Regions from separate parts of the Homo sapiens genome. Here region 2 is linked to region 1. The links are chromatin contacts, found by Hi-C or POLR2A ChIA-PET in ENCODE. All regions are on one chromosome and are shown on one strand. The core of a region is the stretch at or near the end of the contact, and the rest is flanking DNA. Distances in the headings are between cores, read along the strand shown. Region 1 has its middle 170 kb from the start of LINC02205. Region 2 has its middle 130 kb from the start of LINC02205.

Region 1 (3,782 bases), core at 324-2,823:
TGAGTGCTATGGGGTACTGGGAAGGGGCACTGACTTCTGGAGAAAGTGCTATATTTTTTAAACATTTTTGTAATTAAAAATTTCAAATATTTATTTGGAACTGTTTGACGAACCCCTCGGTGCCCACCACCCAGCTTTAGCATCATCGATCATCTCACAGCCAGCCTTTTATCTCTAATCCTATCTGCCTCCCCACACTCTTGTGTTATTTTGAAGCAAATCCCAGACATCATGTTATTGTCTCCATGAGTCCACACCCCTTCTAATCTGTACTGCTCAGTGGCTTTAGGCCAGCTTTATGTCAATAAGGGAGCCACCAAAGTGTCCAAGGAGCACTGACCAGCCTTGGCGTCAGACAAATCTGAGTTCAAATCCTATTTCCCACACCTGCAAAGCTGCTGACTGTGCAAACGACTTACCTACTCTGGGCCTTGCATTCCTCATGTACAAAATAGGGATACCATTTCTGAGTTTCTAGAGTTGTTCTGATAATTAAATGATGTAAAGTATATAAAGTGCCCAGCATGGCACCTGGCCCTGAATTGGTGCTCCATAAATATTCCCTCCCTTACATCACACACCGGGGCCTGTTGTGGGGTGGGGGGAGGGGGGAGGGATAGCATTAGGAGATACACTTAATGTAAATGACGAGTTAATGGGTGCAGCACACCAACATGGTGCATGTATACATATGTAACAAACCTGCACGTTGTGCACATGTACCCTAGAACTTGAAGTATAATTAAAAAATAAATTAATTAAAAAAATATATTCCCTCCCTTGTCTTGCTGTGTCCTGGGTCACTGTGAGAGTACCGTGAAGCAGCTGAGTATGTTTGACTGATATTTCACTTCGGACATGCTAAGATGTGACTGGACATTCCCAGAGGTCAGACTCCTGACCACAGTATAGGCCCAGCCCAGACAGCTATTACAGTAAGACTTCTTTAATGTCAGCCTCTCTCACCTACTCTTTACATAGTGTGGACTACTCTTTAAGCAGACCACTGGTCCACACTGTGTAAAGAGTAGGTGAGAGAGACTGACATTAAAGAAGTCTTACTGTAATAGCTGTCTGGGCTGGGCCTGAACCACCGTCACGTGAGTTCACTGCAGAGAGATGTTGCTTAAGTTTTGCAAAGTTCAAGTCGTGACATTGGCCATTCCTTTCACACTTCACAGTGCTTTGGGAAGAAGGGAGACTCTAGGCAAGGGAGAATGTGTGCACCTAAACTGAGCACTTGCAAGCTTGCTTTTCAAAGGCTCGACCTGCTTCTGGCTGCTGCGAGCACCAGCCTCCTCTCTACTCTGGGTGGCAGCTGGTGATAAAGCCCCAATAACTCAGACAAATGTGGTTGACGCCAGAGAGGAGTCAAGGGCCTGGCTGCAACGTCTGGGGCCAGCTTGGTCTTGGACCTCGCTGTATGTTTACAAGTTTCCTTTGACAATTCAGTTTTGAAGATGGGCTTCATTAAAGGGCAATTATAGGTTAAGTAACTTGTTGGCTCATTGCCTAATGTGGAAAACTCGACTATGACAATCAGATAATTCTGAGATTAAGCAAGACAGCAATTGCTACTGAAAGAAGAAGCTTAGCAAGAGGATAAAAGACTCTCCAGCCATGACCTCATCCCAGCTGCCCGTCTGGGCAGGAAGTCTGGATTCAAGGGGCCAGCAGGCTCTGGGAACCTCTGGCATCGGGGGTGACCTCTTCTGGGAAAGGAGACCACAAAAGGCAAAGTGCTCTCCCATTGAGTGGCAAGATTCCCCTCTTCCTATAGGGCTTAATTCTCCCAGAGGCCTTCTCCTGGGTGCCAGGAGTGAGCCAAGCTGGTCTGTGCTGTGGCCTCTGTTTGTACCCGGCTGTTTTCCATCAGCCCACCCTTGCTAATACCTCCACTTTCCCTCTCCTTCCACATCTCTGACCATCCATGAAGCTTCCCTAATGCAGAAGGGGTGAATTACCTCAATATTCCTTGAGAACTTGGTGTCAGATAGGAAATTTTCTATTATGTGTCAGAAAATCCCACCCCAAACTATGACTTGTACAGAAAGGGGGATTTATATCCTCATCTACTGATGTAACTAACAGGCTCAGAGGGTGTTGACCTCAGGAGTAGCTGGATCCAGGAGCATTAAACAATGCCCTCTCCTCTGCTTGTCCCTTATAAGCCCCATTTTCAGAGCTCTTTCCACACTGTGGCAAGATGGCCACAGAAGTTCTGGTCCAGCTGGAAAAAAAGCCTTGTTTCCTGATGATTCCTGCCAAAGTTATCTTATTTGACCTGATTGGACCAGTGTAAATCATGTGACTGGGTAAACTTCACATCCTGATTGGATGTTCTTTGGTTAGGTGTATGCTCTACTCTACAGCAGGTGGGAGGCTTATTAGGAGCGCATAGCCTGAGGATAAAGGAGGGACAGACCCTCAAAAGGAAATCAGAGTGCTGTTCTCAAAAGAAGGGGAAAGAGATGCCAAGAACCAAAAATCTAACTAATATACTTCTGGCCTCTGTCATGCATTTATTTATTTATTTTTGTTACTATTATTTATCTTTTTTTTTGTTTCTTGAGACAGAGTCTAGCTCTGTCACCCAGGCTGGAGTGCAGTGGCGCAATCTCGGCTCACTGCAACCTCTGCCTCCCCAGTTCAAGTGATTCTCCTGCCTCAGCCTCCCAAGTAGCTAGGATTAGACATGCACACCACGCCCAGCTAATTTTTGTATTTTTAATAGAGACGGGTTTTCACCATGTTGCCCAGGCTGGTCTCAAACTCCTGACCTCAAGTGATCCACCCACCTCGGCCTCCCAGAGTGCTGGGATTACAGGTGTGAGCCAATACACCCTGCCTGTCATGCGTTTAAATGTTAACTTTGTGATAATCCTGTCTCTCAGGTAGATTTTTAGTTCCTGTGGGGCTGTGGTTCTGAAAAAGTGGTTCCCAACAGGCAGCAACAGCATCACCTGGGAATGTGTTAGGAAGTTTCCGGCCCAATCTGGCTCTCCTTGAGCCCCTGGAGTCCCTCAGGTTGGTGGCCACATGTCCCAGGTCTCCATGCCCCTGCTGCATGGAGGGGTCAGTGCCATCCTGACTTAGCCCAGCTGATATTCACAAGGGCAGCATGGGGTGACAGCGAGAGCTGTGGATTAGCAAGGTCAGAACAAGGCTCCCAGACCTGGCCTGGGCCCTGCAGGACACATTCAACCCTCCTGAGCCTCACTTTCCTCATCTCCGAATGAGAGGCTCGGGAGTAAGGATTCTGGATCCACACTGTATGACACTTGGGTCTGCGGAGCTCTCTGCTGGACCCTGGGCAAGAGGCTGAGGTGGGTGCACGGAAAGATGGAACGGTGGTTCCTGCCTTCGCTGACCTTATAGTTCAGTTACATGCGGAACAGTGACACTCGGGTGACTAAAAACCAAGCCAGCTGCTTCTATTTCCAGGTTCAGGAGCAGGACACAAACACATGAGGCCCTATAAGCAGCAGGATACCACTGTGGGCTTTCTGGAGAGGGTGAGCCTTGAAAAGGGAGTTTGATTAAAAAGTAAAGGGAACACCCTCGAAGGAGGTGGGGAAACTGCTGAGCAAGGGCATGGAGACGGGGTTTTGTCGTGTGTTTGGAAGTGGGGACAAGACTCCCTGGCTCTCCCTTGCTTAATATGACACAGGCTGTGTCTTCCTCCCCGCACCTCGTAAAATCTTGCCTCTTCTGCCCCAGACAGCTGAGGACCTGTTTTTTCAGAGTATGTGCTCAGAATTACTTCTAGGTAGGCTCAGAGA
Region 2 (3,782 bases), core at 620-3,119, 37 kb after region 1:
CCAGTGTTGTAGACCTATTAATTATCAGGATAATTACGGACGGGGAAATCCAGACACAGATACAATCAGTGCCCTCCTCCACCTCCCCGCACACGCCCCTCCCGGTCTCCCTGACATCCTGGTGTGCACTGTGTTCCCCTGCCATCTCCACGCTGCGGCTCCTACTAGACCCACCCCTGCCGGTGCCAAAATGCCCAAAGGAAGGCTGAGTCATGCTCTGGCCTGCCCAGCCGCAATAGTCATGCTGCAACTCCCACGGAAAACCTCCTTTCACCCACTCCAGAGGTCTGAGACACCCTAATGGGCCAAGTCCTTTCCCCTCACCCATAGAGCTCAAACTGCCTCTCACCTTGCCCCCTTCCAACTCAGGCTGTAGAAAACACTGGATAAAGTAAGGCTTACTAACCAAGCATCCCTGCACCTAAAAATGGACCGCTTAATTTCAGGACCCCCTGAAATTGTCAGCAAAAGTTTCTCTGTGCACATCTGTACATTTAGCTGGGAAGACTCCACAGCTTATATCAGATCGTCACAGAGTCCCAAGCCCCAATGGGGTAAGAATCTCTGAATCTAACATGTCACAGAGACCACCCCCTATAACACTTTACCAAGAACTTAATCCTCCATGAGCTCGCCTAATGCCTGCTCCTCTGTGGACAGGCAAGCCATCACTTGGGTTGGGAGCACCAGCCTGCAGCCAGACTACCTGGGTTTTTCATCCCAATACTGCCACTTTCTAGCTATGTCACCTCGGTTTCCCTGTCAGAAAAAAATGAGACCACATGGCATCTTGGTTTCCTCCTTGGATCACTACAGGGAGTGGCAGCAGCCTGGCTGCTCCAATTGGAACTTAAAAATCACTAGGGATCATGCAGGTCATAAACAAAAGGAAGAAGCACTACTATGGACTCAGGCTGCAGTTACAGTCAACAACCCTCCCTCCACCAAGATCAGCACAGAGAGTCTCTCCCCAACATCCTCATATCACAGCACGCTCCAGGACTGGGGAATCCCTGAGGATGGCTCAGGGCAGCCCAGCCTCCTTTCTGAAAACAGGATTCAGAGCTCATAGAAGCCTCCCTGCCCTGGGAGTCTCAAGAGAGCACTTAAGCACAGACACCTGGTTTAGCTTGGTAGGCACCCCTAGCCTGCGGAGCTTACCCCCGCCGCACACATCTGGAGAGTCAACCATTACAAAGAGAAATAGCAGGACTGGTCCTGCCCCTCCGGGATGGTGCCGCCAGTCTAGAGTAAAATGCCAAGCACGGGCTCAAGACTCCTGCTGAGGCCAATGGTAAGCCAGGCTGCTTCAGGAAGGGAGGGAGGAGAAGGGAGGGAAGAAGAGAGGGAAGAGGAAGGAGGGAGAAAGGGATGGAAGAGGGAAGAGAATCAGAGAGGGAGGGGAGGAGGAAGAGAGAGAAGGCGGGAGGAAGGAAGAGAGGGAGGGGAGGAGGAAGAGAGAGAAGGCGGGAGGAAGGAAGAGAGGGAGGGGGAGGTAGAAGGGAGGAGAGGGAGGGAAGGAAGGAGGCTCTCCAAGCCTCTTCAAGCCTCTCCATCCCTCCCTCTTCAAGGCAAAATATACTTTCTCTAAAAAAAAAAAAAAAAAAAACAACAAAAAAAACCCCCCTTCATCCTTTTCCTTTCTGAACAAGAGCTTTGTAACACTAGATGGTTGATCCGAAAATAACTATTTAGCCCTTAGACAGAGGTGTTTTTTAACAGGAGAAGCTGAGATATTTTGAAAGCCACCCCTGAGGCGAGAAAGTTGTGCAGAAGGCACTAATTGTCAACGCTCCCCAAGGACAGCCTGCCTGTTCCAAGGCAGGAGGAAAGGGCCGAGCTGTCAGCGCCCGATTCCTGGGGGAGTCTGCCTCGCCCGCGCTCAGCCAGCCAGGCCAGCTTCCTGCCCGGCATGGAGGAGATAAAACACAGGAACACAGACGATCTTACATAACCGAAGCGGGACTGAACATTTTCAGCAAATTACCTCTGTTATGAGCTCTGCCATAAAATCGCCTCACAAGTGAATTTAGTTTTTCTTCCCTCCGTGCCCAATCAATTAGCACATGAGTAATACCAAGCCCATTAGGACAAACTGATGCCGGGGGAGTTATGTCATCTGCTATAGAAATGATTGCTTAATATACCAGTTGGCTCCGAGGAGCTCTTAGCCACACACAATCTTGCCATAATCGATAGCAACAGTCAAACAACGCTGTTTCCAACGAGAACACTGCTGGGCAGAGCCTGAGCCAGAGCCAGTGTCGGGGACACAGAAGCTGAGTGGGCCCCAAATACCAGCTCCCTCCCTCCACCTTCCTCCTCCAACCTCCCCTCCCTGCTGCTGCCCTTCAAAGCCAACAGGAGAAGCCTGATGGTGGCTCAGAGAAATAGAACCCCGGACAGGTGGGGTGGGGGCAGCGACGGTGAGAGGGAGTGTCACTGTGGGGGCAGGGGAGTGTGCAGAGAAAGCCTGGAAGACAGGGCTTGCCAGAGCCTGGGAGTTGTGGGAATTCCTATCCAAGAGAAAAAGGAAAGGCATGGAACTCTTTCTGCCTCCATATTTCCTAGCAACTGCAGAATGGGCTTTCAAAAGGAATATTGAAAGATGTGTGAGATTAAACCCTCCGTGGAGCTGAGCATATGTGCATGCTCAAGGCATGTGTATGTGTGCACGTGTGTGGGCACATTCACACATATAAGCATAAACAAGGACAGGTGCCCACACCTACAAGTATATGTTTACATGTATGCATGTACAGTTGGTGGGGTCAGCATGGAGGGCTCTGTGTGTGTGTGTGTGTGTGTGTGTGTGTGTGTGTGTGTGTGTGTGTGTAGCTACTGGAGTACTGCATACATGTGTGCATATGAGTATACATTTGTGTGCAGGTATGTGCATGTGTTCCTATTATCCTAGAATGCAGCCGTCCTGCAAGATTAGCCGGCCTCCCCTATCACGTTGTTCAATCACAATTCTGGGCTGCAGAAACCAAAGGTAAAAGCTAAAAGCCTTTTCCCCAAGATGATAGGGAAGAGAGACAGCGAACTGCAGCTGGCAGCCACCTGAGCGTGGCATCATGGAAAAGTACCAGCTTGGTTTTGGAGCTAGATCGCCCTTGGATCTGGGCCCTGCCCTGCCATCTAGAAGGGCAAGTTCTTTAATTTCCCTGGGCCGCAGTTGCCTCATCTGTAAAACAGAGATGTCAGCGTGACCCCAAGAAGGCTAGGCTAAGGGTTGGTGCGCAGAAAGCACTTAGCAGAGCCTGCCAGAGGAAGCATGCACTCAACTCAGCTATTGTGATTCACTGCTGTGCTCCTGCCATCTCCTTGGTTGCCCAGACAAGGACCCAGATCTCCAGCCCCTCCCTGCTCCAGGCGAGGCTGAGGGAGCCACTCCATTTCCCTCCTAGCACCTCAGAGAAGAGTTGCCATATCCCAGAGTGTGAGCACATCTCACTAGCAGTGTTTGCAGCCTTAGTCTCCACCCATCTCCTCTGGGCAGGCCCCTCGCCCCCTGGCTAGCTGGATGTCTCGCTGGCAAAGTAATTCTTGGCCTCCATAGTCAGGCAGAGCTGCTTTCAACTAGCTACAAGCCCATGGGCCGGGGGCAGAGAGGGTGAGGGCCCAGCTTACATGGGTGAACCCAGGAGTCTGGCATCTCACACACAGCAAAAGAGACACTGGCCTTGCAAACCTTAAATCCTTTACAGATGAGGAAACAAGTTCCCAAGGTCAGCCAGTGAGTTAGAGCCAGGGCCCGCATCAGACCCAGAGATGTGGGT

The links. Hi-C counts contacts between places; a loop is a spot of excess contacts on that map. ChIA-PET counts read pairs that join two places held with the same protein, here RNA polymerase II (POLR2A).
Region 2: a loop to region 1 is called in a map of sigmoid colon, with 2.1 times the contacts of the local background. The contact joins two enhancer-like sites. A Hi-C loop is called at or near these places in 1 of 168 maps with a recorded cell type or tissue (sigmoid colon). POLR2A ChIA-PET finds 5 or more read pairs at or near these places in 4 of 52 experiments (H1, K562, MCF 10A and 1 more).

Annotation. Positions count from the first base shown.
Region 1 is chr15:70,338,643-70,342,424 of GRCh38, forward strand. No RefSeq gene overlaps it. Among named protein-coding and RNA genes, the nearest start is that of LINC02205, 170 kb to the right of the region's middle. Within about 2 kb of position 1,574, at least 5 of the 41 ENCODE cell types and tissues checked have a DNase peak (open chromatin) inside an H3K27ac peak, as active enhancers do.
Region 2 is chr15:70,375,107-70,378,888 of GRCh38, forward strand. No RefSeq gene overlaps it. Among named protein-coding and RNA genes, the nearest start is that of LINC02205, 130 kb to the right of the region's middle. RefSeq lists enhancers at 2,874-3,375, 3,376-3,782. Within about 2 kb of position 1,870, at least 18 of the 41 ENCODE cell types and tissues checked have a DNase peak (open chromatin) inside an H3K27ac peak, as active enhancers do.